Regions from separate parts of the Mus musculus genome. Here regions 1 and 2 are each linked to region 3. The links are chromatin loops, found by intact Hi-C in ENCODE. Cell type or tissue: heart. All regions are shown on one strand. Each heading gives the region's core, and the rest is flanking DNA. Links, peaks and the distances in the headings are about the cores only. Region 1 overlaps Pam (peptidylglycine alpha-amidating monooxygenase). Region 2 holds the start of Macir (macrophage immunometabolism regulator). Region 3 holds the start of Ppip5k2 (diphosphoinositol pentakisphosphate kinase 2).

Region 1 (10,516 bases), core at 2,545-7,544, 210 kb before region 3:
TGTTCAAGAAGAAATTCCCAGAAATCCATATGCTGTATGAATGTATATGCATCGTTTAGTCTGTTTAGTCGTGTCCTTCTAGCCTCAGACAATCTCCTGAAAAGTAAATGAAATTCATAATTTGCTAGCTATTTTTGTTTTCATTTTTTTTTCTTTCCCGACACAAGAAAGCACTTTCTGTAAAACCGGGAATTTATCTGTCTGATTATCACTGTCCTCAACATGAAGGCACTGAATATGTATTTGGAGCAGCAATAATTGCGAGCATTTAGTACACACTTAGCCCTGTCCTTAGGAGATTAATTCACTTATTCCTGGAATAGCTCTTATGAAGTAGGTGGTGTGATCATTTCTGTCAGTGAAGAAATTAACGCATAGGAAGGCCGTGTACTCACTCCAGCAGATAGAGCTAGACACCCACCGGACAGTTTTCCTTCAGCTACTCAGTTGCCACAGTCTTCCCCATCTCTCATGGAGTATACTAATCCATGAACAAATGGTCAAAGTGCTTCTCTGAGTCTTTAACCAATTGCAGATTTCAGGGTTTCCTTTTATCTTTGTTAAATAAAAGCAGTGAAAGTGACCCCAGGTAGTTTTATGGTCCTCTGCTGCAGCCCCAACTTACTCCCTAATGATCGTCTTCCAGAATTAAAACCCATAAACTGGAAACCGTCCTTGCCTGGTGAAATTATGGATGTATAAACAGTATATGTGCTTTATATTGCAGATAAAATAGGGTGCCCGGGCTGGCTGTCTCTAGGAAACAGTCTTTATTACTGCATCTCAAACACATCATGTCCTCTTTCCCACCTGGGCTCCTTGGCTTCTGCTGTCTGCTATACCAGGCACGCTCAGGCTGTGCCTTCTGTTGAAGTTGCCATCTAACATTTCTTCTTGTTCATACCATCTTGAAGACACTTCCCTTTCTCAGATGTCTGAGGTGCTTTTATGGTCTTTTCTGAGACTAGTGCTTCCATCAGTTGTGTGAAGTTCTTACCTCCGAAGTAACTTACCTTCTCCTTTTAGTGTTAGTCATATGAACAAACCCAAACACAGATCATAGTGTTTTGTGCATTATACAAAATTAAGTAGTTTTGAATGAATAAAAGCATTGTCATGGTAACATATAATGTGAATTTTAAACATCTTGAGAGAAAAAAACTGGAATCCTCTATATCCTACATTAATAAGGATAATAAAATAAAAATGAAGTGGTAGTGGTTAAACATATTTATTATAGTATTATAATGTGTATCGCATCTTTGAAAGATTTAAGAACCATAGTTCGCTTTCAGTTCTATAGTAAAAGGTATTGTATTTATGGTTACAAATACCACCTGGGCTTCTGCCCACAGCTTCTCTTCTCTTCTCTTTAAGTGGATGCTTTAGGGACATCAAAGGTAATAAAAGCAATCAAAGAGTTCAGTGGAATTTTATTTCCAAGGTTAGTACTAAAGGGTGTGCTCCAGTTACAGAATTTTAACAATAAGTTTGTTTTCGAGTATTTTGTTTAAGGCCAAGCCTCCTTGCAGCTCAAGCAAGGACTGTCCTTGAACCCTGTTCTGAATGGAACAGAATTCCTTTCCTAATATATACACTTTTCAAAAGAGAATTTCAGGGAATGTTCTCCATTGTCACTGGACAGGACTGTACTTGTTTGGGCACTAAGACACTGGTGTAGCCTTCAACATTAATGTCCCCATCCCCAGGAGGCCTTTTCCTTTACCCAGAATAAGGACATCTCAAGGTTTTTGTTGCTGATTTCAAACAGGGAGCCAAAGGCAAAAGTTCAAACAAACATTAACAGTCTTCTAAAAACACCATTGCTTATGCAGATCACCTGTGGTCCTTGGGTGCTGGCGAGCCTCAAGCATCCCTGAAGTAGTTGAACATTAAATTTTTGTTTATATATTTGGTGTGTGGTATTTAACTTAGATAGTGCTGGCCATGATGAATATCATTCAGTTTACAATTCATGTTTATTTATGTTCTTGGTTTTTACACACACACACACACACACACACGGCATAAGCTTCACTATACCATGAGTTATAGAGGGAAATTTGGAAGCTAACATATTATTGAGGAAAATGTTTAAATTATTGAACTATCATTCATTTTTTGTACTAGCAATTGACCTTAGAGCCCCTTCCTTGCTAAGCATAAACTGTACCATAAAGTAACTGTCCCCAGCTCCTGACTTTTGTTATTTACTGTTATTCATCAAATCAACTGATTTGATATTCTTTGGGCCATATTTATAAATATGGATTAAGCATTTAGAACTCTATTTTATAGAAGTTATTTTCACAATGTACCTGAAATATTTTAAATTAATGCCAACTATCATTTTCAGATTTAATTCCTAATCTGAAAAATGTTCAGCTCAACAGACAAGTCTATGTTTGATTATTTAGAGTTTAGCCTATTGAAGTCCTAGGATTTAGCTTAGTTGAGCTGTATGTGGAATGTCACATATTCTGTGTGGCTTCTGCAGACAACAGAGGGAAGTTTCCCCTAAGCCTGAAGGAGTTCACATTGAGTATATTGACAAAGATTAGCCCAGGGAAAAATCATACAAACTTAAACACTTGGGGAAGAGGGGAAAGCACAGTATAGTGGACAAAGATAGGATTGTGACTCTCCCACTAGCCAGAAATATTCATAAACACGCCACTTTTTTTCTGTAAGGGAGGTGGTGTTTGCAAAATATAGACTGCACATTTTTATTGGCTTTAATTAAGGCTCCAGAAAATCACCTCCCAGAAAAATCACCCCTTTGGTATTTGTGTGTGCCTGGGCTATGTTCTGGTCATGGGAACCTGTCCAGTAGGGGTGCATTTCTGTTTTCCATACTGAGATAGTAGGGTTTCAGGCTGAGCGTGGAAGACAGCTGTGTTCCCTTCTGCAGCTGAATATTCGTATTGGAGAAACACAATGCTTGTGTAGAGAGGAGGAAGAAACATAAGAGGACCCTGATTTAGCACCTTCTTTTAAAGGTTGTTAATTTCCTTTTCATAAAACTATTCAACTTAACAAATCTGCCATAGTTTTGAGGTATCCTTCCCTGAGCCCTCATCTCTCTTATTCATATTAATATGAAGTTCTTGACCATAGTCTTTCTAGATATACTTCATTTGGAGGATGGCTGAGACCCTTCCCACTCCTCTCCCACCTTTTTCTAATTCTCTTACTAGTTTCTAAACTTTATGTAGGATAGGATATCTTTGGGGATACATACCACAACAGGAAGAAATTATTGATTTGTATATTAGATGCCAGATTTTTAATGGGCCTTTGCAAGGCGCGTTTGTTAACTGTAGGGTTTTAATTTGTTTTAAAGTAATGCTGAGAACTTGGGCAATTGCTTATGTAGAGATGTCTGTGCAGGCAGAAGGTATCTCTCTCTACCCCTTCTCCTCTGTAGCCCCGCTGTGCTTGTACATGGGATGCCTTTGTTCTCATATTTTCTGCCCGATTATCGTGGTCTCTAAGTGCTTTGTCTTCGCCTCTCTGGTTTATTCCTTGTGCCTTAGTCAATGATTTGAGTGAATAACTTTGTTTACATTGAACGGAGATCTGGAGCATGGCTTTCTTTTTGATGAGATGAGAGAGTGATAAAGAAACCCGGAGAAGTGGACTAGATAGAAAAGGAAGGCAGGGTGAAGAACCAGGTAAAAATCGGAACAGTAAAATAAAAAAAAAAAAAAACAAAAAAACAAAAAAACAAAAAAACAAAAAACAAAAACAAACCCTGAGTGGGTGGAGGGGAGGAAGAGCAAGCTAAGGCAGGACAGGGGCTTTGCTCAGGGTCTGTGAAGTCACTGGGGCTTGTCGCTGGGGTGGAGAGAGATCAACAGACCAGCATTTTCCCCAGGCTTGGGCGCAAGCTTGTGAAACTCCTCGTGTATTAAGGAACCTCAGCTGGGATTTGCTGAGGACAAATGCTGTAATGTGTTAGTCATCCATTATCGGCTTCTATTTTTGCAGGTTCCGAATGATGACTGACGCGGGTCTGCGCGATAGCCCTCACAGCCCCTGGCGTTGTGAGCGATAAGGACCCTGCTCATCCAGCCCTGTGGCTGCACCGGCTCCCGGACGCTCTGGAGGGCGGGCGGCTCCCGCGGGCGGGCGGAGCGGACTCCAGCGCCGCTTCCCACGCGTCCGGAGCGGACGGAGCGGACCTGGCTGGCCGCGCATCGCCCTCGCCTGGGGCCATGAAGTAGCTGCGGCCGCCAGCCTTGCCCTCCCGCTGGCCCGGCCACTGCCCGCTGCCCCGGTCCTGCGCGGACATGGCCGGACGCGCCCGCAGCCGCCTGCTGCTGCTGCTGGGGCTGCTCGCCTTGCAGAGCAGCTGCCTGGCCTTCAGAAGCCCACTTTCTGTCTTTAAGAGGTGCGTGTTTGGCTTGTTTGTTTTCTTTAGACTGGAGGAAGGACGTTGGGGTGGGTTCTGTGCATGCTCCTTAGAAATGTAGTCACTTGAAGTAACCTGGTTCTTGGAAGAAAAAAAAAAACTCTACAAGGCTGATTTTTTTCTACCCAAAACGTCTTCCAATTTTAGCTCAGTAACTTCTCCTGAAGTGCCCCTTGCATTTAAAGCCCACTCAATCGTCCTATAGCCAAGCTGCTACCCTGGCTTTCGGAACTCCAATTAGAAGTTGTGATTTCCAGAACTAATCGCTCCCTCTTGGAGAAATATTTCAGAAACTGCAATATAGTTGTTTAGACTTGAATGCCTTCCTATATGTAACAGCTGGAGGAATAAAATATCAAGATAGATCGGTGGTGGGGAGAAGATCATTGGCTGTAATAGCTCACTAGGAAATATCGAGCTGTATACACGCACCTCGTAATTACCATATGAAATATTTATGTACTTGTACGTTTGTAATTCACATCGCAGTCTTTATTTCGCCCTCATATAATTAACTGTACCTAGCAAGGCTGTGCTTAGGGTTTTCTGTTGTTTATTTCCGATTAGTAATGTTGGACGCTCATAGTTGACAAAATGCCACGGGGTTACAGTTCACAGTCTTGCCACTAGAAAACTAGCACGGATGTGAGGATGATAACGTCTTCATTAAGTAGAAATAAATATGGAAGTATAAGCTTTTATTGGGTCGAACTTTATACCCTGCTTAGTTCTTTTGGCTTTATTTTGCTTACAAATTGGTTATAAGTTGTTCATAGACAATAACATGATTCTGGGAGTTAGGATTGTTACAGAGCCATTACATCTTATAGTTTTTATTAGATCTATATTATTAATCCTTAAACTTAAGGACATAGGCTTTATTTCTGTCCTCCCTATTATGTTCAAGGATGTTCAAATTATCTCCTTAAGGTTTAAAGAAACTACCAGATCATTTTCCAATGAATGCCTTGGTACCACCAGACCCATCACTCCTATTGATTCTTCGGATTTTACACTGGATATTCGCATGCCTGGGGTCACACCTAAAGAGGTGCGTGGAATTCTGTCCTTTTATTTTTCACCTGTTCTGCGCAATGTCTAGAATTAAAGGTAAAGCAAGGCATTTGCGTGTATAGCTGTGGTAACTTCTTTGCTTTCAGACTTTCCAGGTGAGGCTGGAGTCCTGTCAAATGGGTAAGACTTCAAGGGAAAATATTCAGTTAAATTAGGCTTATGAAAAGATTACCCACTTTGTTATTTGTGACTCAAACAGAAACTTTAAAAAAATCTATGTTTTGAGACTCTCTATGGAGAAATGTCCTCTGTAATACAGCGCCTAAATGTGCGTTACGATAAGGCAAAGTGTTCTAATGAAGGGAATAACGCTGAGCAGCTGCATCCACCAGATTACTGTGTCTTTAAAAGATGCTTCCAAAGCCGCCACCGTTAAGGTAGAAAATCTTGCTTAATACCAAGAACTTGAAAAATAAAACATTCCACGGTCTGGAAAGTTAAGGGAACTATTCGCACAGGTGGCAGAACGAATTTTCTAGAGCTCTCTTTTGAAGAGATAACAGCAGTGCTCACACAGACGTGTCGCAGAGCATGTGAAGTCGAACAAGGTTGCTAGGCACCCCATGTCTTAGCACACACAAGAAGCTAACAGTGCCACTGCCGTGTGTGTACAAGGTGTTTCATTAAGCATGAAAGGCCAGAATTAATTACGCTCTGCAGCCTGGCAGTGCGGGGATTTATGTATGTCATTAAAAGATAGCCCTGTGCTTTTTGAAGGGCTGTGGACGGTGGGAGGCCTGGATGTGGGAGAGCTGACAGATGACTCAGTCTTACAGATAATGCACGATTTGATTTCCTCTTTTTCCCCTGTACCACTGGGAAAATAAAAGTATTCTATTTGTTGAGGAAAAACGACTTTTGAAATGGACAACCAGAAGCTCTAGGAAATACATAGGCCTCTTACGTCAGGGTAATACCTGACAGTATTTGAAGACCTGAGTATGATTATCTGTAACTACTGTAGAGCTGTGAAGGACATGGCCCACACTGTCTCTGCATGACCACATCACCAGACAGATACCTCTTCTGTACATTTTATTTCTGTCCTGGCCCTGAGTTTTGTAATCACCTTGTTTAGTATTTAACAACGACACTAAAACCGGAGCACGAAGGCCATAGTCCCCAACCCAAGAAATTAGCTGTTTGTTTGTTCTCAGTTTTAAAATGTGGTTTTAAACTGTATTTATTTAAACTTAGCTGCTGCTTCTTTTTATACAAAATAATCACTAATTGGTCATCTGTCTTCCTTCCTCTCTTTCCTCCTTTCTCTTTCTTTTTCTCTTTCTCTCTCTTTCTTTCTTTCTCTCTTTCTTTTTCTTTCTCTCTCTCTCTTTCTCTTTCTTTCTTTCTTTCTCTCTCTTTCTTTCTTTCTTTTTTTCTTTCTTTCTTTGATTGTTTCCCTCTATATACTGTGAGCTACCCCAAACCTCCTGGTACTCTTCCTGTCTCGATCTCCTCGTTGCATGAGAGACAGGAATGAGTAAGAATGCCCAGCTTCTGTCTAAAACAGTCTAAAAGACAACTTGTCTTATATCACGTTTCCCACAAGAACATCATCGTTTTAATCAAATAGTCAATTAGAGCTATTTGAAAATATTCCTTTATTCTTATTATTGAGTAACAATAGTAGACAATTCTGTCTCAACCACTACTCTCAGAAAGAGTAACCAGAAGAGTTAATTTAAAAAAAAAAGTGTGGGAGAGCTTCGTTTTCATAAATTAAATCTTTATTCAATTTTAGAATCTTACGTGGAAAGAAAGCATGCAGGGCTTAAACTGCTGGCTGTTTGTCTTGCACTGCAGGCCCAGGACTTTGGCTCGTGTGGTGGCCATTTGTTGGTTGCCTTGCAGCTGAATCATTCTCCTCTTTGCTCTTTCTCTATAAGACCATGTGGTTCCCAGGAGTCAACTCAAGAGGGGGCATAAACCAACCAGGACTAGCAGATGGCTGGATCTGGCTTCCCTACCATGGTGATTGGTTGCAAAAAAGATATGTGTATTAGAGTAGTCCAATCAACTATTAGGACTTTTGCTAAGAATGTATCTTTCTCTTGTATAAGTGGCAAGCATGGAGCCCTGGTGTAACTAGCCTTATGGGAATGGTGTACCTAGAATAGTATAACAGAACACATTGTAGAGAGGCTGACCCAGTGGATGTTCCCGGTGATCTCAGTCTTGTTGGCACCATTGCTTATGTTAGCCTAGTTCATTCACGCTGGGTTGAGGTTGGTCTTGCTTGCAACTGCGACTTGCGATTGGATGGGGGGATTCAGGTGCTCTGAAACAGTTTTGACCTGGTTAGAATGTTTCAGTACATTCCCTCAGCACCCTTGACCTGCTTCCCCGCTGACCTACAGATGATGCACCTTGTAAGCATTCATGAAACATGACAGGCTGCCCATGACGGCCAGATAGAAAACCTCTCTCCTCCTCACCGTGGCACTCTTGATAAGGTGGTCGAAGAGGTGTGAGACTGTAGGTATGTTTGTGTGTGTGTGTGTGTGTGTGTGTGTGTGTGTGTGTGGAAGAAAGCAACCACTTTTGCCTCACAATGTGGCTAAACCTAGAGCTCACACAGACAAGGGTCAGCAGAAAGGAGATGGAAGAGGAAGATAGAATGAAGAATGTTAGGATGAAGAAAGTAAAGGGAGAGGGAGAGTGGGGGCTGAGTGAGACAGGTACAAGCCTTAAAAGGGAAATGAAATGATGGAGAATAGGAATAAATGGGGGAAATATAGAATACCTGGAATATGAAGAAGAGCACACTTTTTTTTTAATTAGGTATTTTCCTCATTTACATTTTCAATGCTATCTCAAAGGTAAGAGCACACTTTTTACATCAAGGAAGGGCAAGAAGAAAGGGAAATGTGAAGCTGGTAAGTACGTTGAGATTTCCTATTGGCTGTGGCTCAACAAGTGAAACAGAATTCATGCAAAGTCACAATGGAGAAGCAAGACGGTGGTGTCAATAGCCCAGAGAGGTCCAAGAAATACATCATTCAGTCTAGACGTTAGGAAGTACTGCTTCTGTTTTGGAAATAATGTGTGGGGCAGAGATAAGACTGACAGAACTCTCTTGCTTGAGAAATAAGACTGTAGGCTAGGATAGGAAGGTAAGCAGATTATAATAGAGGAGGAGGAGACATTAGGCATAATTCACATAGTAGGACATCCAACTGATTGCACAGATGGAGTATAATCCTAGATTATTATTTTGCTAAAACACACCCTGTTGCGTCAGGCCTCTGCATTGAGGTTCTTCCCAATATGAATGCCTGTTAAAAATTACTCCATTAAACCTGAACCAGTTTGTTTAGGAAAAGTAACAGGGACTCTATTACAATATCATTTTTAATTTTTATTTTATTTATAATAGTATGTGTATGAGAGAGGGAAAAGATGAGAGGGAGGAGGAAAATAAGAAAAGAGAGGAGAGGAGAGAAGGAGGAGAGGAAGAGACAGAAGGTGAGGTGAGGAAAGGAGAGGAGAGGAGAGGAGAGGAGAGGAGAGGAGAGGAGAGGAGAGGAGAGGAGAGGAGAGGAGAGGGAGAGCAGAGGAGGGGTGAATGTGTGTGGAAGTCAAAGGTCAACTTTCAGGAATTGATGTTTCTTTCCACTGTAGAATCTGGCAGTAAAACTCATCGTCAAGGTTGTAAGGCAAGCACCTTTCACCCGCTGTGCCACCTCACCAACCTCCAGTATACGGTTTCATTTGTTTGTCTCAGCCTTTAATGTACCTCATATAATCAAAACAAAACTCTTCAAGTAGATTCCCAGGAATTACATGTCCAGTAATTGCTTTGTGTCTGCCTGGTACTGTATTCAGTCCTCAATAACGAATAGCAAAACCAAGAAACAAAAAAACAAACAGGCAAACAAACAAAACTAGAGGACAAACTAAGGAGAGTGGAGAGCCTGAAAAATATCTTCCCTGGGATAGAGCAGCAATGGTCAGTCCTGAAAACAAAGGAACATTACACGGGGTAAGCGGATTGAATTTATATACTTAGGAACACACACACACACACACTCATACACTAAAATTAATGTACATTTTTAAGAGAAGGCTATAGAATTGTAATTTTCCTTTTTTAAAAATTGAATCTTTTGCCACAGTGATTGATCGGCAAACATCTGTGCAGTAGAAGACGAACTTGTGACTGTCAATTTTCTCAGTCAGATTCGGGTTCTTTACGATGTTCTGTTCCTCTTAAGCATTTTTTCAGAGAGAGAACATATTTTTGAGTGTTTGAGTGTTTACTGTAGACTACTATTATTGTATACTTTATAACCGTTGTCTCATTAAATAACATAAAAATCCTACTCAAGGTCCTATTTTTTGCATAAGAAGTTGAATCCAAGAGAGATTAAAATAACCTGACCACAGCCAAATGTCCAGTAAATAGAACCCAACTTCAGATTCATATTAACTTGAATCTGAAACGAATGTTTATTTTATAATTCTGTTCTACAAATCTGTTAACGGTTGATGTAAGGAGAAATTTAGCTATTATCAATGGTACAACTTACAAAAAGACAAAGTAGCCATGTACCTCATACACCGAGGTCTAACGGCCAATCATATACAATGACTAATTCACAGTAACAGAGAATGTTGCTGTTTATTTTATGTAAGTATGCATATTTAATTATACATACTTATAAAAATATGTATAATTATTTTTGTTAAACAAAATACAGATTGCTGAGTCCATCCAAAATCACCAAATATGCTCTTCTTAAACACTTCCATGCAAGAAGAAAGGCTGTTGGTCTGAATTCCTTCAGTCACTTCTCATCCCCTAATTGTTAAAAGACACATTAAGAAGCAAGTTTACCCTATTTTATCCCAAATTTTCCACCAATCCTATCTAAATATAAAGCATAGTTCAGCAAACTATTTCTTAACATGTCAGATAGTAAATGCTGTCCCTTATGTGGTATACAGCCTCTTGACCATTGTACTTAGGAAGCAGCTATAGAGAACATGGAAAGGAAGGCTTGGCTGTATTCCGATATGGAGTTCTAT
Region 2 (10,516 bases), core at 3,400-8,399, 110 kb after region 3:
TGTCACTTCTTTTTTTTTTAAATTTATTTATTACGTATTTTCCTCAATTACATTTTCAATGCTATCCCAAAAGCCCCCATACCCTCCCCCTCCACTCCCCTACCCACCCATTCCCATTTTTTTTTTTTTGGCCCTGGCGTTCCCCTGTACTGGGGCATATAAAGTTTGTGTGTCCAATGGGCCTCTCTTTCCAGTGATGGCCGACTAGGCCATGTTTTGATACATATGTAGCTAGAGTCAAGAGCTCCTGGGTACTGGTTAGTTCATAATGTTGTTCCACCTATAGGGTTGCAGATCCCTTTAGCTCCTTGGGTACTTTCTCTAGCTCCTCCATTGGGAGCCCTGTGATCCATCCATTAGCTGACTGTGAGCATCCACTTCTGTGTTTGCTAGGCCCCGGCATAGTCTCACAAGAGACAGCTATATCTGGGTCCTTTCAGCAAAATCTTGCTAGTGTATGCAATGGTGTCAGCATTTGGAAGCTGATTATGGGGTGGATCCCTGGATATGGCAGACTCTAGATGGTCCATCCTTTTGTCACAGCTCCAAACTTTGTCTCTGTAACTCCTTCCATGGGTGTTTTGTTCCCAATTCTAAGAAGGGGCACAGTGTCCACACTTTGGTCTTCATTCTTCTAGAGTTTTATGCGTTTAGCAAATTGTATCTTATATCTTGGGCATCCTAAGTTTTGGGCTAATATCCACTTATCAGTGAGTACATATTGGGTGAGTTCCTTTGTGATTGGGTTACCTCACTCATGATGATGCCCTCCAGGTCCATCCATTTGCCTAGGAATTTCATAAATTCATTCTTTTTAATAGCTGAGTAGTACTCCATTGTGTAAATGTACCACATTTTCTGTATCCATTCCTCTGTTGAGGGGCATCTGGGTTCTTTCCAGCTTCTGGCTATTATAAATAAGGCTGCTATGAACATAGTGGAGCATGTGTCCTTCATACTGGTTGGGACATCTTCTTGATATATGCCCAGGAGAGGTATTGCTGAATCCTCCGGTAGTACTATGTCCAATTTAATTACAATATGGATAATATGTTGAAGCCTTAGTCCCTGCCCCCAACATACACTTTGGACTTATCCTCATGTGACAGTGAATAGAGGCATTGCCTTCAGGATATTTCTTCTTATGGTCTGTAGTTGCCCAAAGCCTGTATCCCAGAAACCAAAGAGTAGGTTGGCAGAGCAACTGGAAAGACAGAAAGAAGAAGAAGAAGGTCTTTCCTGAGAGGTTTCCCTGTAGCTGGAATGGAGGACATGAGAGCAGCAGTTCCGGGATGCTGCAGCCTGAGGCCCAGCTCTAAGGACACCTCAGGGTCCTAAAGATGAATTACTGAGGATGTGAAATGCTCAGCAAAATGGCCCCACATCTCAATATTGCTTTGGCTTTAAGTAGTGAAGAGAAGGAAAGAGCCAGGCACGGTGGCACACATCTTTAATCTCAGCAGTTGGGAGGCAGAGACAAAAGGGTCTCTGTAAGCTAGTTGGAAGGCAGCCTGTTCTACATAACGAGCTCCAGGCCAGCCAGGACTAAATAAAGAGACCCTGTCTCAAACAACAACAACAACAACAACAACAACAACAACAACAACAACAACAACAACAAACTAAACAAAGAAATGAAGAGTGGAAAGGACCTGAAAGGAAGGGATCATATATTTAAGGCAGGGCCATCCCATTTATGGACATGCACACTGTGATACATGGCTGTAAGTGGCAGTTCTGGAAAGGACCAGGGAAATGAGTGATTGATAAGGGATGCCTGTGAGCATCGGGGCAGGAGGAGAGCAGATTCTGTGGTACACTTCCCTTTCTCCTTGCCACAGATGCCTCCTCTGCAGTTATCTTCTGCTGCCGTGGAGCCTGCTTCCACAAGACTGGTTTTGCCCCCTGATCCCAGGAGCCTCCACCTTCATTTTCCAGGTAGGGACTGTGGAGTGGTATCTCAGCCCCTTCACTGTGGGAGACCTCTACTTGGCATCTGAGATCTCTGCTGCATTCAGTTAAGGTGTTGGTAGACATAGCCATGGCCTGTACTTTTTTATGGCACCCTGCTGGAAACAAGGTTTTTGGTTTTCTGTTTTTTTAAAAAAGTCGATGTGTTATTTCTTGCATACCTACCATTGTAGTTTCAGGTGTGATCTTTTTTTTTTTTTTAAGTTCACTTATCCTGTTCTTTCAATCTGGCTGTTTGCTAAGTGGTAATCCATCAATGAATAATTCTTCCCAGACAAGTGACATTTGAGAAGTGATTTTATTTTTTTGGGGGGGTGGGGGGGGAGGAAGGATATTTCAAGGCCAAGATATAACCACAGAGGTGACATTTGAGATAGAGCACCTGAGCTCTAGGTTCTGAAAGGCCTTGTGGATTAGAAGTTCAAGTTAACATTTGGGGCCACTCTTTTTCAAGCATGTTTGTCTGTCCTCTCTCTTGCTCTCTCTCCCCCTTTTTTCCTTTTCTTTCTCTCTCTCTTTTCTTTCTTTCTTTCTTTCTTTCTTTCTTTCTTTCTTTCTTTCTTTCTTTCTTTCTTTCTTCTTTCTTCTTTCCTCTCTCTCTCTCTCTCTCTCTCTCTCTCTCTCTCTCTCTCTCTCCTCCCTCCCTCCCTCCCTCCCTCCCTCCCTCCCTCCCTCCCTCCCTCCCTTCCTTCCTTCCTTCCTTCCTGGATTAACTTTTTCTTAATGGAACATCCAGAAAGCTCGCAAAGTGTTTCCATCTTGCTTTCTTCTTTCATAGGCACACAGCTACCATCCTGAGCGGCCCCACATATTCTAAATATGATAGTCTCTAGACATAACCATCATGAACCACATATAAAACCATGCTGGCCTAGTGAATTAGTTTAGGTATTCATTGTGACACTGGAGAACTAACCTAACTTTTGATTGGATGAAGAGTCTCAGAGGTGGGAACCTAGAGTGGGAGACAGCTGGAGACAAGGCTAGCTTTCAGCCTAATGAACGGAGAGACTAGTCGGAACTTTATTGCTTCTGGCCAAAGAACATTGCTAAAATTTCAGAACAAAGGCCAAGTTACAAGGTGTTCTCTTAAAAAAATTATGAGTTCAGACAAAATGAAACTAAGCTTCTTGAAATAATTTGTAATGTTTCCGAGGTAGTTTTATAAGAACGAACATCAGAATACACTGCTGTGATAAATGTTCAAATCTGAAAATACTTGGAGCATCTTCTACTAAGGTACCCATGGTGGTGGGGCGGGGAGGGGGGGGCACAAAACAACTGAACAAATAAATATAAAACAAAATTTAATCACTTGAGCATTCAATACCTGTACAGTGTACTAGGGTCTATCTATATTTGATAAGTTACATGAATATCATGTTGGGGAAGAGTAACTGAGAACATTCATGAATCTGGCCTCTTCCTTCCTTTTTCTGATACTTACATCAGAGCATATGAGAAGCAATTGAGTAAGTGTCCTTCAGTTGCAGAGAAACCAGAAGCCACATCTTGGAGCCAGAGTGTATTTATTAACCTTGGTAATTTGGGGGACATATATAGACTCTGGAACATGAACTATTTGCTTTAAGTTTGTATTAGTCTAGATGAAATGTATGACTTTATGTTCAGATAAAGCACCGTTTAAAAGGCCACACAATGCAGGAACCTGAATTTAAATTTATAAATACACAAACAGCTCAGCTATATGAAAGGTCTGTGACTTCAAGGATGTAACTCATGTTTTCTGTCTTAAAAATGTGGACTAGCACAGTTGAGAGCTGCAAACTTGGGAATGTGCGTCAAAAGGGTTGGCACCTAGAGCTAAATAAATATCAGCAAATATTTGTAATGCTGCATTGACCACTTCGGCAGGGGAGTGGCATATGGACTGAGAAAAGAAAATCTTGTTGGGATGGCACCTCATCCCTGTAATCCCAGCGCTCTGGAGACTAAGGCAGAACGGTTCTCCGGAGCTTAAGTCCGGCCTTGGGTACAGAGTGAGACCTTGTAAAGACAGAACAGGAAGGAAGCTAGAAAGGAAAAGAGAAGAGAAACAAGTGACTCAGAATTTAGTCTTCACCCCGCCCCCATATTTAGTTGTTGACATTTATTATTATTATTATTTATTATTATAGTATAATTTTAACTTCATGGGCTTCTGCTCTTCTCAACTTCTGATCAGCAGAAACTCAAAAATCACAGCCATCCCCACAGAGTTTAGCACACCGCTCTGTGGGAGCGGCCCGCATTGTCAGGCCTGTGAGCTGCGGCTCCCCGGAGGGTGCGGCGGACTTTGGTCCGGGAGCAGTGTGGCATCACGCCGCCGCCTCCCGTCCCCGCAACAGCCTCCGGTTCTGCGCTCTCACGCCGCCGGCCCAGCCGCCCGCCCAGCCGAGCGTGCGAGCCTGGCGCAGGAGGCGGGCTCTGCGCTTCCCGGCCTCGCCTCCGCAGCCCGCGGGAGGAGGCGGGAAGGCGGGCGGAGGCGGGGGAGGAGGCGGGACTACGGCGGGCCGTAGCTGGCGCCGAGCGCGGTGGGAGAGCAGCGGGTACCCGGCTGGCTCCGCTGGCGGCCTCTGCCCACACCTCGGCGCCGCAGCCCCGCGCCTCGCCCGCCCTTGGCTTCGGGGTCTGCGGCTGCCGGCCATAGAGGAACCGGCGGAACCCTGGACGACCGGTACGTTGGACGGGGAGCGCCACTCCTCCTGCAACCTTTTGTGCTGCAGAGGTGGTGGCGGGGATGGGTGGGGTACGCGCGTGAGTGTGGGTGCCCCAGTCAGCGAGCCACTGTGCCAGCCCCAGGCACGGCGCCGCCCCTTCCTCCTCGCCTCGTGTCCCGGCCGGGCGCGCGGTGTGTGCGCAGCGCAGGGAAGCCCCGGGCCGCGCCGGCCTCCGCGATGGCTGATGGCTCGGTGACACCGGGGCTGCGAGCGGCGCTGGTCCCTGAGCCTTGGTGCGAATGGCTGGCGTGGTGGTGGGGGGACTGGAGCCTGGGGTGGGGCCCGAGCGGGGTGCGAGAGCCCGCAGCTTCCTGGCACAGGGGTGGGGCCGGCGACGCGGGAGTGTGCGGCGCGGGTGAGTGTGCGGGGGCGTGCGCCCCGTGCGCGCGCGGCGAGCGAGCGAGCGAGCGGACGGACCGGCGGGCGGGCGGGCGTGCGCTCGCCGCCGACATGCGGTGCGGGGACTCTGCGACCCGGAGCGACGCTCCCGCGGTGCCAAGGTGCGGAAGTCTGAGCGCGTCGGCGCGCGCCAGCTAGGCGGCTCGCCCTACCCGCAGCGCCAGGCGGCAGGCCCGGCGGAGGCCCATTGAGAAGTAACGCTCGCCCGGCTTGCCGCGCCTCTGGCCCCAACGGTGTACAAGCCGCGGCTGCGGGCTACAGATAGCGGCGGGAGACAGCCCCTGGCGACCTTATCTCGGCCACCAGTGCGCGCTGCACCCCGCGGGCGAGGCCGAGGCCGGTGCGGCGGCTGGTGACGGACAGACGGACCGGCGGTGGCGGAGGAGCGCCTGTGGACTGGGGAATCGCGGCCGGGCGCTGGCCAGAAACTAAGGCGGCAGATGTCTCGGGCACCGCCACCCTCGCCCCACCTGTCGCTGGTGGACTTTGGGGCGGGTGGGAAGCCTAGGAAAGGGCGCCTGGCAGCGGCCGGCGCTCAGACCTTGAGAAGCGGCCCATTGTGAAGCTGCCAAAGTCGCTCTAGTGGTGGAATCTGCAAATCTCGGCCAGGAAGGAACCCAGTTCGCGAAGGGAAGGACAGCCGCGTGCTTTCCCCCTGGCAAGTGTCTGGCTCGCTAGAGACTCCCGGGCTCTCTGCCCACGCCGCTTTGCTTAGAGTGGGCTGAGGATTTCTTCAGAACCAGGGTTTTGTTTTTGTTTTGTGTTCTCTCTCTCTCTCTCTCTCTCTCTCTCTCTCTCTCTCTCTCTCTCTCTCTCTCTCTGTGTGTGTGTGTGTGTGTGTGTGTGTGTGTGTAAGTGGGGCTGGAAACACTGGGAGACACTGGCGCTGAACTTTTTCATCCTTCCAAGAGGAGTAATTATGGACACAGCAACACTGTACCCTATTAGAGGCTCCTAGCTGAAAGAGCAGAAGTCGCACAAGATCTCCGAGGTTTCTAAACTTTACTTTATGTTGTTTTTCCTCGAAATGCCACTATATAATTTCAGGTGCCGGGGTCTTTTACTGTAGTGCAACAAGCTAGACACTAAGGATTGGAAACGACTCTTTCACAAAATTTATTTTCCCAATTAGTTCCATATGTGGTTATTCTCCCAGAAGCTTTGGGCTACAGTGTATGCGTGGGTTATTTTAATGATTTGGGTGTTTTTATTATGAGACCTTGGATTAAAAACAAAACGGACAGGATGACATGTTAGCGTTCATGAGCACCGAGACTACTCAACTTTGGTAAGACTTGGTGCATAAAATGTGTTTTGATGTTTAGTTGTAGATAGAACTGTTAGCACCAAGTCTCCCAGGTGTGAGGGATCACTGACAGTACTAACAGCCGATTAGCTTCCATCTATGTATTACCATAGTTTCGAAGAGAAACTTAACACTTTGTCTTAAAAAGTAATGGGTGTGATGAGGACATTAGTTTCTAAACACCGTTTAAGTTTTTGTTTCCTGATTTGAGGCCTCAGTTATTTTCCCAGTGGATACTCAGTTTTTAGCTTTCCTTCCGGAAGGTGAATCACCACCAAAGATACCCGTGTCTTCGTGGTTAGGTTTCCAGAAGAGGCAGGTTTCTTATAAAGACTGCGAGTAGACTTTGTGGTTTCAGCTGTTGTCAGACATGTTTGGAGTGAAGCTGAATGTGATATAGTAACGTGGGCTTGATTTTAATTAGCAGAGATGGAAACCAAGTGAATGCTGGGCTCTTTAAGGGTCCTGCTATTAAGGGAACTGATACTAGAAAGAGGAACACACACACTTGTGTCTTTCTGAACCAATTATGGGTTGCCTTACCATGCTGGGAAGGTTGGCGGTTTGTTGGTAAGGTCAAAGGAGGTTTTTAAAAAGTCACACTACACGTGATAACTGCTTTTCCAAGCCCTTAGTGATTTGGTTTTTTTACAAGCCGCAGAAAGGTAAGAAGGTTGCAAGTGGTCACCATGGTGAGAGCGCATGGGTTCAGCAAAGCATTTTGTTTTCCATTCGGTGTTCTAATCTGTCTGGCCGCTGAACCGTTTTAGTTCTGTTCAGTGTTTTTCTACTTGAGGAATGCGTTAGTCCCTCATTTATTTATTTTAGAATAGCCTTTGAGAGCAGAAAATATTTTGATTACAAAACATTTTCACCAGTTGAAATGGAATTTCCCTTGCCTGTGGCCCCTGCCCCCTATATATGCTTATATAGCCACTTATATAGTGATAAAATTTGGTATTTTTCTATTTTTAAATTAGTGGATCTGGGGTGATGCCTGAAATACACAGATTTAGGTATTTAAGAGGAAAGAGTTTGTTTAGAACTGAAAATTTCCATGTGAGGCGTTCTTTGTTTTGTGGGAAAACAGAAAACTGGTGTCATATGGTGTTCCAGTTTGCTGTTCCACGTTGGAGGATTTCATCTGACATGGTGGTAGGCCTTTAAACCTGCCCCCCTGCTTTTCCACACTGAGAGAGAGTGTTGAATAGCTGGATACACCATGGAGCCAATGGCTTGGTGGATGTGCCTCCCAAAGTACAGAAGTAGGAAGATTTATTTTCTGTTCCAAACCTCACATCTCTTTGCTGTTTTATACATTGGGATAAGGTAACAACATGTTTGTCATCCAAAGATACTTGAGCATTCAAGAGGCTCCACAGATAATTATGCCAGGGAATACATGAATGAGATACTATTTTAGAAGGAGTTTATTAACTGTAATGCTATATATCACTTACCAGTTTATGCTTTAAACTTTTCTACTTGTAGAGTCTCCTTGCAGTCTCTGTTAGATGTCTTCCCTTCCTTACCTGTGGCTTGCCTGTCCAGACACAGTTAGCTGCCCTTGGCAGTGTTTAAGTTTCCTGTCCACATTATTTACAGAGTAATGCCATGGAGCTGTTTGTTTCAGCTCTCTGTTTTGGAAACATTGTATCTTAAAGCTTTAGTTCCATTCACCTTAGTATGTTTTCCTACGTAATTTTTTTTCTTTCTGTCCAAAGAATTGGACATCGGTCTTTCCCATTCACTGTCTTAAGTCTTCAAATGCTAGGATAAAACAATATTGTTAGGGAGTTCCAGATTTTAAAGTTAGATAGCTTTATTTGAAAGTTGTGTTTTGGGATGACTTTATTACAGCTTTTAATTTTTATTTTAGGAGATGGTAGGGAAAGCTTTCCTATAACTTTGCAGTAGATTGCTGTCCGGGCAGTGTTTTAGGAGGTGTACAGCTACACTGTTTCTTGGCTCTGCTGTCTCCTGTCTGCTGTCTTCCTTCTGTCTCCTTTTTCACTATGTGATGACCTGGGTCTTCCTGGTGCCTGTGGCTGGATGGTGCTCAGTTACACACAAGCAGCAATGTCAGGAGTGAGAAGGAGGACCAGGAGGATGCCCCTGCACTTGGCTGTGGGATCTGCTCTATTTTTGACTCCACAGTGTAAACCAGGGATAAATCAGTCACTACACTTTTGCTCATTATGAAACCATGGAGTGTTGACTCCTTCATCAACTCCGTGCTGTGTGGTAATTGCTGTAAGGCTCCTCTGCTTTTAAATTTAGACTGAGGATTTAACCAGGTCTGTGTCTTTCTATTGATGGAAAAAAAAAATAGTGCATCTAAAAGCATGGAAAGAAGATGCCACCAAATCCCTGGTACAAATTATGAGAAAGAAATGAAATTTAAGACTTTCAGGGTTGTTTTTATTCAGAAGTAAGGCATTCACATTTTTCTATTGTTTGTTTTTGGTTTGCAGTCTAAGTTTCTAAGAGTGTGGATTAAATTTGTCTCACTTTATGACTGAAAACCTGGCATCCAGTTGGAAAACAGCCAGTAGCCTGCAAATATTGTTGGAGATATTTCCTGCCATTCTGTTTGTCTTAAGGTTACTGTTGCTGTGATGAAACACCGTGACCAGAGCAAGGTGGGGAGGAAAGGGTTGATTTGGCTTACACTTCCACATCTTAGTCAATCATTGAAAGAGGTCAGGACAGGAACTCAAGCAGGGCTGGAACCTGGAGGCAGGAAATGATGCGGAGGCCATGGAGGGATGCTGCTTATGGCCTTCCTGTTCATGGATTGTTCAGCCTGCTTTTTAAGGTAGATTTCAGAACCATCAGACAGTAAATAAGAAAATGCCCTATGGGCTTTTCTATAGCACTTGTGTTATTTACACTTTAAAATATTTATCTGTTTGTCTGGGGTGTGTGGGTGTATGTGGTGTGTTTATGCATGTGTATGAGTGTGTTATGTGGTATTCATGTGTGTGTATATGTGTCTGTGGTGTGCCTGTGTATTATGGTGTGTGTGTGTATATGTGTGTGTGTGTTCTGGAGTTTGAACACAGGTCTTCTCCATACTTGTGCTTTGTTAACATTTTAAAAGTTTGCAATCACCTTGCAACTAGTAATAAAAACTGCCCCTCCAGTCATTTCACAAACAAGGCAATAAAACCTTTTATATGAAATAACCCCCTGAAACACTAGAGTAGGATTCCACTCATAGAAATTAGTGGATGCATGTTTTTGCTAGCGTTATTATCCTGCCAAAGGTTGCACTTCTATACAAGTTTGAGGCTAGGAGAGTGGGCCGTGGAGCCTGGCTGGCAGGTGTGCAGGTTCCTTCACTGTTCTCAAGTGGTGGTAGTTTAACTGAATACTTCAAAGTGAGGTTAATAATATTTTCTTCAAGGAGTAAAGATATCACTTAAATTATGTCCTTTGGCATGTAAAAGATGCTGAAAAATTGTTTCTTTTTCCTTCAATTCCCTACTACAAATGTGAATTTCCTAACAATGTTCTATAAAATTCTTGGGGGCGGGGGTAATTATATGAAGTGAATACTTGCATCCCTAGGGAACAGATTTTGTTTCACTGTGCTTCAGTTTCTCTCAAGACCACAAGCCTCATTGGTGAGGGAGGCCCAAGCCTTAATTATGTGGATTGCTTGTTTGCTAAATTTAAACATAGTTGGCTGTAAAAATAAATTAAATAAAACATGTCTGTTGTCAGCATTGGGAGAAGTGCCCGTGGGTGATAGCACCAGGGTTCATGATGGGCCAGTGTACTGAGTGCTTCTAGTTACCAAGCAAAATAGCTTGGATTCAGTCACTTATCTTTGGCTGAAAGTCCTCTGTGCTGGGAGGAGAGTAACCAGCCAGCAACTCGTGGCTTTTTCTTTTGCTGTTGGTCTTTAGTCTTAGAACATGTTTAAAGGATACTTATATGTTTCCAGGCTCCACACTCCTGTGCAGATAAAATGAATGCTCTCCACTCTTATGAGCACAGCCCCCACCTCCCCCCTTAGGTTGAGTACAACATTGAGAATTTAGCAGCCAATGTCTTTGGGGAGAGTGGTGTGTGTGTGTGTCTTAACAAATTAATCCAGTTACCTGGGGATGCA
Region 3 (10,516 bases), core at 2,132-7,131:
ATTTGTAGATTGCTTTTGGCAAGATAGCCAGTTTTTACTATATTAATCCTGCCAATCCATGAGCATGGGAGATCTTTCCATCTTCTGAGATATTCTTCGATTTCTTTCTTCAGAGACCTGAAGTTCTTATCATACAGATCTTTCACTTCCTTAGAGTCACACCAAGGTATTTTATATTATTTGTGACTATTGTAAAGGGTGTTGTTCCCCTAATTTCTTTCTCAGCCTGTTTATCCTTTGTACACTATCAATTTTGTATATTATCAACTTAACCATCCACACTGATTTCTGGTCCTTCTTTGCTGGCTGGCTGCTCTAGGAGACTGATGCTGCCAAGCCATATTTGTAGCATCAGGCAATGGCAAGGAGAATCGGAATGCAGAACAGGTCAGAGTATTTTCCTCTGTGCTAACTCCTGGCTCACATGCTCACGTGCTCTTTCTCACTCCATGCCAGGTGAAAATAGGAGCATCACTGCTCAATCCAAGAAAGTAGTCCCTGCTTCCTGCTGGAACCCTCATACCAATTTCAAAATTCTAAAAACAATGTGGGTCTTTACTGCTCATTAAAATACCTAAGGATTGTGATGACTAATCTAGGCTGTCAACTTGACGCACCAGGGAAGAGGAAGCCTCAACTGTGCAACTGTCTCCATCAAATAAGACACCACCACATAAGCCTCTGTAATGCTAAGATAGTCCTATCAGAACCTACACAGGTCAATTTAGCTATAAGGTATCATCATTAAACAATGAGTTTTAGTTTACAGGGTTTTGATGAAGCTCAGGCTTGCCCTGAGACTTGTCAATCTTCTTCCTTAGCCCTAAGTCCTAGAAATAGAGGCACGCACTACCATACTTTGAATGCTCTAGTTTCAAATGGAGCTATCAGCCATTTATAGTAGATGGCTATACCTCAAGCAAATGACAAATGTAGCTATCATGGTTTCTCAAGCATCTCTAAAAGGATGAACCATGACAAGGCATGTAGCCTAGGGGGTCAGTCAGTACTTGACTAGGATGTATAAAGCCCTGGCTTTAAATCCCAACTGCACACATGCATAGTATACCTATACACAGACAGAAAGACAGAGAGACTACCCCCAACACACACATACACGATTATCTGGCACATGCCAGAAACAAAATTGGAGATACCAGAGGCAGGCGGATTCTGAGTTCAAGGCCAGCCTGGTCTACAGAGTGAGTTCCAGGACAGCCAGGGCTACACAGAGAAACCCTGCCTCGAAAAACCAAAAAAAAAAAAAAAAAAAAAAAGGGGGGAGATACAATGATAACCAACAAAACGCATATCCTCCTGACCCTCGTGAAGTTTACTTTATAGTGGGGTTAGAGGCTATTTTGAAAGGTTAGCTCAAGCTGCTTCACTCATAGTAGTTAAAAACAGGATGGGACCCAAGTGCCTAATGACAAATAAATATAAAAAATATGGCTTATATACATAATGAAATATTATTCGGCCTTTTAAAAAGAGCTAATTCTAACACATGTAATAACATGGATATAAGCTGGGCGTGGTGGTGCACACCTTTAATCCCAGCACTTGGGAGGCAGAGGCAGTCGGATTTCTTAGTTCGAGGCCAGCCTGGTCTACAAAGTGAGTTCCAGGACAGCCAGAGCTATACAGAGAAACCCTGTCTCGAAAAACCAAAAAAAAAAAAAAAAAAGAACATGGATATAACTTGAGGATATTATGCTAAGTAATTTCTTTAAAAGGCAAAAGTTGTCAAATTCATATCAACAGAAAATAGAATGGTGGTTTCTAGGAACCGAGTGTATCTGGGTTAGATAAATTACCATCTAGTGTTGCCTGGCAGAGCCAGTAATAGCCTAGGGACATGACTTGGGAGCTTTTCCCTGAGGCCCTGTGGCAAGGAACAGTCCCTTCTCTAAAACCTGGAGTCTGCTTGGGACCAGGGCCTTGGGGGTAGCTGTAGCTTTAGGTCTGGAGAACCTAACCTTTGCCACTGAATGTTGCTATAGATAGGAGTGCCAAGGTCACTGCACACTCAGTCCTGGTGCTCTAGAGATACTCAGTGTTCCCTTTGCACACCATGACTTGATTAGCAACATTTCTGCTGTCTTTGTCTCACTATGTGACAGTGCCTTCCACTGACATGGTCCCACTTCTCCCTCAAACTTCTTTTTACAATGCTGTACTTCTTAATAAACTTGCTTGACATAAGCCATCAGCTTTGGCAAGATCCCTGATCCTGGTTTTACTTTCTTCTTTGTCTTCTCATCCTCTGGTCGTCCCACTTAAGACCCTGTCACTGAAGAACTCCCTATTGGATAAGTTCTTTATTACAATCTAAAATATTATATCGTTATTATGTTATTATGATATTACAATAGCGTAAAAAGCAGTAGGATTCTGTATGGAATTCATACTTATTTCCTGTTGGCCCCACCGTTCACTCACTCCTCTCTCCCTTTTCCTTTCACATTTTCGCCCTCTCTGTATTCTCTATTGCATGTTCATATCATATGTGTTCAATTGGTCTCCGTTACCTCCCTCAGAACTGGTCCCCCCGCCCCATCATGGACTCTCTTCTCCATTCCTGGCCCCTACACATAACCACCCCTAAATTAACACATTTATGTCTTAAGATTAGATCTAAGAAGAATACGTCAGAACACGGGAGAACATAGGTATCTTTTTCAGCCTGAGCTAACTTACTTAGGACAGTATTTTCCAGTGTCATTCCTTTTGGTTTGCTTTTGAAATGTTTATTAATGTCATTTCCCTCTAAGGCTGAGTACCAGTCCATAGCACATGTATTCTACAGACATTCTGTGATGGACATCTGGAGTGATCTCATTTCCTTGCTAATGTGAATACAAGAGCAGTAAGCAAAGGTATGTAAATGTCTCTGTGAAAATATTCACATACCCTGGGATATGCCCAGAAGCCGGAGAGTTGGGTCACGTGGAAGTTCTAGTTTTAGTTTGTGAGAGGCCCCGAGCTTACTCCCATGTAGTGCCGCACCCGTTCATACCCCACCAGAACTGAATAAGAGCTCCCTTCCTCCCACCTCTGCATGCTTTTGTCATTTTGTTATTTGACCTCTTAAGGATGGTGACCTTAATGGCCTAAGATGAAATTTCAAATTTGTCTTAATCTGCATTTACCTAGTGGATAAAGATGTTTAACAGTTTTAAAACATAGTTTCGATGACATGTATTTCTCTTTTGAGAATTTTTCACTCAGTCCTTTACCCACTTATAAAACTGGATTCTGTATTTTTTCCTTAGTATTTTGATTTCTCTGCACATTCCAGGCAGCAGTCTTCTACTAGTGGGAATGGTTTTTCCCTACTATGCAGGGTATCTTTTCACTCAAATGTTTCCTTTGCTGTACAGAAGCCTCTCAATTGTGAGAGCTGCCCACATTAGCTACCGTGTCACTGTTACTATAAAATGAGCAGGAAAGGCACCAAGGAGAATGGTTTATTCTGAGTCACAGTTGGACAGCCCTGTGTCCCATGATAGGGAGGCCGGTCAGCTCGGGTGAGGCAGCTGGGCATATGCATTCCGTTAAAAGCTGAGCACCAAAGTGTTGCAATTTCATCAGGATATTTGATTAGGTCTTTACAGCATGTTCCTCGTACAACGTTAAGAACAACAAATATTTTTACCAATACTTATTGCTTAACATCTATAATTTTGTCTTGCGTAACCAATGAAAACAATTAACTATTCTTTTTATTTTTAGCATGAAGCTACTATTAAAGCCAATGAAAGGTTACACAGTAAGTTTGTATTCTAACTTCAAAACACAAAAGTTGTAATGTTTTAATAAACACAGGATTGTGGGATTAGGGTTCCGACTTTTGAATTATTCTGCTTTAATCTCTGAAAACTGAACCCGTACAATTATATATTAACTGGGAGGAGGCAGGGATAAGCCTGAGGCGGCAATACTTCAGACCATACCCTGCCTCTTTTCCCTTTATTTCCATATGCATACAGATAAAGCCGCACAGGACAAATTCAGGTCCATTTTGAAAATTGAGATTTTTTTAAAAAGTGTATTTTCCCTTTAGAGCTTTAAGGTCCCCACCCCACCCCCCTTGAGCTCGTTCCTTTACACAGGTGTACGTTTTCACACTGAATGGTGACTACTATGCAGGACGAAACTCCTCCAGCTTCGGACAAGCGCCGCTGCACTCGAGTTTTGAAGGCAGTCCAGCATTCGCCGCCGCCGGCAAGGGAGAGCTCCGCAAGCTTTTTGACACCTCGTTAACGGACCCCTGAGGGCTAGGTCCCGCTAATCCTTGCCTAAGCAGGAAAAGGACCGTTGACAGCTCAATTATACCGAGTCGCCACCTCCCTGAGCCCAACAGTCCTCGCCTCTTTGCAGCCACCATCCGCGGCGCTGTGCAAGTTCAAGGCCCTCCCGCCCCAAACGGCGCCTGCGCGAAACCTCCGCTAGTCAAACCCGTCCTTAGAGCAGTCGAAGGGGACCGTTTTAAAGTTACTGGAAGGCTACGTCTCCGTTTTTAAAAAAAATGAAGAAAAAAATAAAGAAAAATAGGTATGACAGAACACACTAGAACGACCACTCACCGAAGTGGTCCTAAGTGCAAACGGCAGGTTTTTAACTCTCCTCTCGCGATTTATCTGGTGCTACCGGAAGCGGAACTGCCGGGGGTCGGAGTTCTGGTGGCGCTTGTGGAACAGGAAGGCTCAGGCGGGTCGTTGGTCCGCCGGAAACTGTTCCGGCCGGTGCAGTTTCCGTGGGAGCCCTGTGGAGGGCGGGCAGGGAAGAGGCGTGTCGGAGGCTCCTGAGGTGTGCCAGTGCCAGCGGTTCCGCGGTGGCCGGCGAGGGAAGCTTCAGGTCCACGCCTCCGAGAGCCGCCTCGGCACAAGCGTCCTTCCCTCGCCCCCGCAATTAAAGGGGGAGGAACCGAAACCTGGATGGGCTCAAGCATCTCCCGCAGATCGCTTGCTGCCCGCAGCCACGGCAGGTGAGGACCGGGAGAGGCGACATCTCCGGCAGCCCGAGGCTCGCCGCCGCCTCCAGGTGTTTGCTTTGTCTCTGCTCCACGGTGCGGATGCGGGACACGTGGTCTTGCAAGAGCCACGGACAGTCGCGGAGGGCAGCGTGCTTGTGGACGAGTGACAGAACATCCCCAGGGTCCCTTTCAGGCTTGATTTCTCCTCCGCTTCCCGAGTCGCTTCCTCTTTTCATTTCTAGAGTTTGAAAAGCCCGAAATTGCAGTCCCGCTAGTTAGGGAGCTACCCACGTTCGACTTGTATTTGGATCTCCGTTCACCGAGGGGTGCGCCGTTGTTTGGCTTCTTCTGTGGGGAGAGGTGTCTGTTTCATTCCCTATCCTTTGCTCTGCTTGTCTTTGCTTTCCACACCCACTTCCAAAGAACAAAAGCACTGTGTGTGTGTGCACAGCGGCGTTGCAAGGTAAGAGACGAGGTTGCAGGTCAATGCCGCACCCGCGCCTTATCGATTACACAGCGTTGCGTCCTCCCATGTAGATAGTGACCTTTGGATCTCATCCTGGAGGTTCTGGACAACTTCCTGAGAGTTACCATTCTTGAGGTTTGTGGTAATGGTCGTTTTGCTTTTTGCGTCCTGGAAGACACAGAAGTAGGAAGCATGGCTGACTTAAGCATTAGCCTATACCGGGGCAGGATTTTGTTTCACTATTACAGTTTTTTTTTTCTAACTGAAACCCGTGGTTTTTGAGCAATAATATAACGATAGCTGATATTAGTGTGTAACAGTACCACATGGTTTGCACATATATTGTCATTCATCCTTTCAAGAGGCTCGTGAAGGTTGTTAGGTTATTATATTTTTAAGCCGGAAAATGGAAAGTTAGTGAGGTAGTGGAACTTACCCTGGTTACATTTTGCCACAGGAAAACCTTTGAGTGTTTACTAGAAACTAGATCTGAATCCAGCATCTGTATTCTATTGTCCTGCCATTGCTCTTGTTATTCCAGTTTCTTCACTAACTATCAGAGGTTATGCATCCATAGTGTGCTTGTGTATATGTGTGTGACAAATGACAGTCGTGATCTTTCTGCAAATTCTGTATGTGCTGTAGAATTACATATTTCAGACTGTCGAATGTATTTTCTGCAGCATAGGCTATTTTTTGAAAAGGCAAGTGGAAAAACTGATGACTAGAAGGCTCATAATTGTACAATGCTTGCTATCTCAGTTTTTAGGTAATTATAAAGGTATTAAATTTAACAATTGATAGACTATTGAATCTAATACTAGGCATAAGAGTAGTTCATTTAGTTTTTCTGATAATTTGAAATGTTTGATAATTAGAAACAAAACCCTGAGCACTCACATCATTGTCAGGTGTGAAACAGATCATTGGGAAAGGTACGTATGGAGCACAAGGAGACAAAAAGGTTAAGAAATGTGTTTGGGGTTTGGTAGATGCATGAGAAGAGTCTGGGAAGCATTCTTTGAAGTCTTCCAGTTTATTTCAGGAATAGGAACTACCTCTAAAATGGCAATAAAATCCAAACCAAAAAGCTAACTCAGCAGAAAGGTAAATTCCAGGCAGAAATGCTGACTCAGCAGAAAGAGGTATACCTTTTGAAGAGGGAGAGGAATCAGTCATTTGCCAAAGTTGTATGGAACTTGGAACTGTCTTGGTTTATATAATCGAAAAACCTATTCTAGCTTGCCTTTCCTAGCAGGAAGAAACCAATATTTAACACTTTTTATGTAACTTCTTCCTAGTGCCTTGGAATTTAGCTATCATTTATAATAAAGTTTCCACTAGAAAATGCTTTGGGATCTCAGGAAAACCAGTTATGTGTTTGTATTCCGGTTGAACAGCAGTTGATGGAGCTCCAGTTTCCTTTTTAATTTTTTTATTTTTAGTGGAAATTTACTAATTCCGGGGCTGGACTTCTGGACTTTAGTGGAACCTATGGAAAGATAGCTTGGGGGACTTTTGTAAGGGAACTCTAGATACTATACAGGACTGATGGCTTATTCGGGGTGTTAATTTAAGGAAGAGGCAGCTCAAGCCAGAATGAGTAAACATATGAGAGAGAGGACTGTTTGTCCAGGGCAGTAGGTCGTCCGGTGTGGAGCAGCCAAGTAAAACTGGAGCCTTGAAAAAGGTCTCCACAAAGACCATCAGAAGAGGATCTGCACAGGCAGCCTTCGCTAGAAGGTTCATTCTAAACTGAGTTGCTTATGTTTGTTTTTTGCCAGTTAAAGTCAGAAAAATCTTATTTATAACCATAGTTAACCAGTTATAGAAACAGCTAATGTTTACAGAGTCCTTACTGCATGCTAGCTGTTCTGGCCGCCTGCGTTCTCATTTAATCTTCAAAACTGTATGTGATGTATAACCTCATTCTGTCTGCTGCCTAGAGCTGCTAAGGAATTTTGGGGTGGGGAGCAAGAGTTAAAGTTAAATTTTCAAGAGTGGAGCAGTTCTTACGGTGAGATTCCAAGCAATGTCAGCATCACCTTGGAATTTTAGGAAGGCAAAATATTGCACTCAACCCTAGACCTTACAGTTTAATAGCTCCAGTCCACCAAGTGGTTCTGAGAGATGTTAAGGTTTCCTAGTTGCTGTTTGCCATGTGAGGAAACTAGTAAACTAAAACACATTTCGATTTTTAACTAGTGTTAAGTCTCAAACCTAGCTGCCTGTCAGTTCATTAAAATATAAATTCTCTACTTAAGAATTTCTGATCAAAGCTTTTTGTGATAGGCCAGTAATATGTTTATTATTATGATGCAACCAGTTTATTTGAGGACCATTGCTACAAAAGCAATCTTAAAACTAAAGAAAGGTTCAATTCTGATATTTGAATAATCCATGAATACTTCAGACTAGGCATTTAATATCACTTTGGAGCTCGTGACTGAACATTGATCAAATTGTTGAGTATTGTGTGATGCTATGGCTATAGGCAGTGGAAGTTGTAGGATTTCAAGTGAAATAATCATTGAGAATGTTCTAGATCTCCTCAGATTCACCTTAAATTTCATTTTGTGAGAAACCATATACCACATGAGAGGGAAAATATACTCCATATTTTCTTAGAATTTATTGAACATTTACACTGTGATAAAGAACAATGAAGTTCTGTTTTACTGGTGGTGGTTGTTTTTATGTTTGTGTTGTCATTGTTGTTCCTTGTATTTGTGACCTTAGATTTAAACAGACCTGGCTTTGCACGTTTTTTTTATTAACTATTTGATAACTGATTGATTAACATAGTTTAGATTATTGGAAGACTTGAACCTCACCTGTTCAGTACTATTGAAATGATAGGCATTTATCTATGTACTTCAAGTATTTATAAATAATCCAAAGATGGTTGAGAGACCATTCATTTGCAAAGTAGTTATTGCTTCCTTTTTGTTTTTTTGTTTTTACATTAAGACATCTATCGAAAATGTATCAAAGGGAAAACTAAAGATAGTGTTGCTCATTATCTGAGTAGGACGTTAAAGCTATCTGAATGGCTCAGACAATTTGTTTGTGTGCCTAAACTGCATTCATTGTTGAGCGACATGTTAGGAAGCCCTGCATGTAAAAACTAAGTATTTAACATATAAAAACATAACTTCTCTTAAGCTTTATGGTTTGGAGAGTTATATAAAATCCATGCTGTTCTATAATAAGAGGACGGTAGATGACCAAGGTCAAATGAATGAAGAAATCTTGGAAGCTGGTAAATATTGTGGAGGAGTAGTTATTATTTGACATAAGCCAAGCATCGGTAGGATGGAGATTCTGCTTCTTCAGCTTTTATCCTTCTTCATTATAGGAGTGTACTGGCTGGGTTTGTGTGTCAACTTGACACAGCTGGAGTTATCACAGAGAAAGGAGCCTCCCTTGAGGAACTCCCTCCATGAGATCCAGCTGTAAGGCATTTTCTCAAGTAGTGATCAAGGATGGGAGGGCCCAGCCCATTGTGGGTGGTGTCATCCCTGGGCGATAGACTTGGGTTCTATAAGAAAGCAAGCTGAGCCGAGCGATGGTGGTGAAGGCCTTTAATCCCAGCACTTGGCACTTGAGAGGCAGAGGCAGGGGGATTTCTGAGTTTGAGGCCAGCCTGATCTACAGAGTGAGTTCCAGGACAGCCAGGGCTACACAGAGAAACCCTGTCTCAAAAAACCAAAAAAATTAAGTAAGAAAGAAAGAAAGAAAGAAAGAAAGCATGCAAGCAAGCTGAGCAAGCCAGTAAGAGGCCACCCCTCCATGGCCTCTTAAGGATTGCAATTAAGTGATTGGATGAATCTCAGAAGAGACTTTGAACTTTTGACTTTTACCATTATTGAGACTGCTGTAGACTATGGGGACTTCAGAAGTTGGACTAAATGTATTTTTTATTATGCTATGTTTACATATGGCCCCCATAGACTCATATGTTTGGACAAGCCTCTGGGGACCAGGGAGTAGAATGTGGTGGTTTGTATATGCTCGGCCCAGGGAGTGGCACTATTAGAAGGTGTAGCTTTGTTGGTGTGTCACTGTGGGTGTGGGCTTTAAGACCCTCATCCTAGCTGCTTGGAAGTCAGTATTCTGCTAGCAGCCTTCAGATGAAAATGTAGAATTCTCAACTCCCTGCACCATGCCTGCCTGGATGCTGCCATGCTCCTGCCTTGATGATAATGGACTGAACCTTTGAACCTGTAAACTAGCCCCTATTAAATGTGTCCTTATAAAAGTTGCCTTGATCATGGCATCTTTTCACTGCAGTAAAACCCCAACTAAGACAAGGAGATAGTCTGATTTTCTATACTATTAAAAGTCCACAGTCATGAAAATGGTGAATATGTGTTTTGCCTCCTGCTGCTTCTAGTGTTTTTCTTCCCTCTCCTTCAGTTTTCTTTTCTCTTTCATGGCTGCTTGTTGGAACTGCCTGAGAAACCTTAAATGCCCGAGTCCTACTCAAACAGTAATTGATATGGGGTATGTCCAGAATTTAAAGTACAGGTACCTTTAACATATGAATGTATATTTAGCCCTTACACAGGATATGACAGGTACAGTTTACATAGAAATTGAGGGCTCAAGACTTCAAATACAATTTTAAAGGATGAGAATCTAACATTGATATTTTAACTCCTGAGTTCATATTTCTAAGCAATTGGTTCAGCTTTTAAATCTCTTTCTTTTTCATCTCTCATATATTAAAATAGAATTACAGAAAAATAAATGCAAGTCCCATCCAGCCTTCTGTTCTGTTGAGGGATAATTGTTCTGCCTATCATTCAAACAAAATTCTTCACTGTCTAGCCTGCTTTCTCAGGTGCAATTCTGAAAATGATTTTACCGTCAGTCCTCTGAATGCACTGTTGTTACATCTCTAACATCATTTTCTCCACTTTTCCATTGCTTGCCTGTCCTACTCCATCTCCTTTGAACACAGGAAATAAATACACTAAGTATACTTGTACTTCAGTATTTCATGTTCCTTCCCCGAATGATCTCAACGAATCACCCTCTGGCTTTGATACAGTGTCATGTGATTAGAG

Evidence for each region. A loop is a pair of places that touch in the nucleus more often than their neighbours do. Peaks named below come from ENCODE experiments on the same cell type or tissue, not always from the same donor. Only the 100,000 strongest peaks of a DNase experiment are listed, where the experiment ranks them.
Region 1: it touches region 3 in a loop (2.4-fold over the local background); 3 of 42 quality-filtered maps call a loop at or near these places.
Region 2: a loop joins it to region 3, with 3 times the contacts of the local background. A loop is called at or near these places in 11 of 42 quality-filtered maps.

What each region holds. Positions count from the first base shown.
Region 1 is chr1:97,970,734-97,981,249 of GRCm38, reverse strand. Pam (peptidylglycine alpha-amidating monooxygenase) reads left to right here. Exons shown (of 26, transcript NM_001357127.1): 2 at 3,991-4,393; 3 at 5,345-5,465. The coding sequence starts at 4,293. Among named protein-coding and RNA genes, the nearest start is that of Gm31771, 65 kb to the right of the region's middle. In heart, for the core only: CTCF peaks have their summits at 2,817, 3,978, 4,188 and 5,033; a DNase peak (open chromatin) is centred at 4,059; H3K4me3 peaks cover 3,561 bases; H3K27ac peaks cover 3,871 bases.
Region 2 is chr1:97,655,963-97,666,478 of GRCm38, reverse strand. Macir (macrophage immunometabolism regulator) reads left to right here and starts at 4,461. Exons shown (of 3, transcript NM_133825.3): 1 at 4,461-4,648. In heart, for the core only: CTCF peaks have their summits at 5,452 and 5,653; DNase peaks (open chromatin) are centred at 4,448, 4,728, 5,638 and 6,928; H3K4me3 peaks cover 2,538 bases; H3K27ac peaks cover 1,742 bases.
Region 3 is chr1:97,764,329-97,774,844 of GRCm38, reverse strand. It overlaps Ppip5k2 (diphosphoinositol pentakisphosphate kinase 2), which reads left to right and starts at 4,753. Exons shown (of 28, transcript NM_173760.5): 1 at 4,753-4,990. Gin1 (gypsy retrotransposon integrase 1) reads right to left here and starts at 4,673. Exons shown (of 8, transcript NM_026250.3): 1 at 4,590-4,673. In heart, for the core only: a CTCF peak has its summit at 4,420; DNase peaks (open chromatin) are centred at 3,494, 4,434 and 4,744; H3K4me3 peaks cover 3,243 bases; H3K27ac peaks cover 2,133 bases.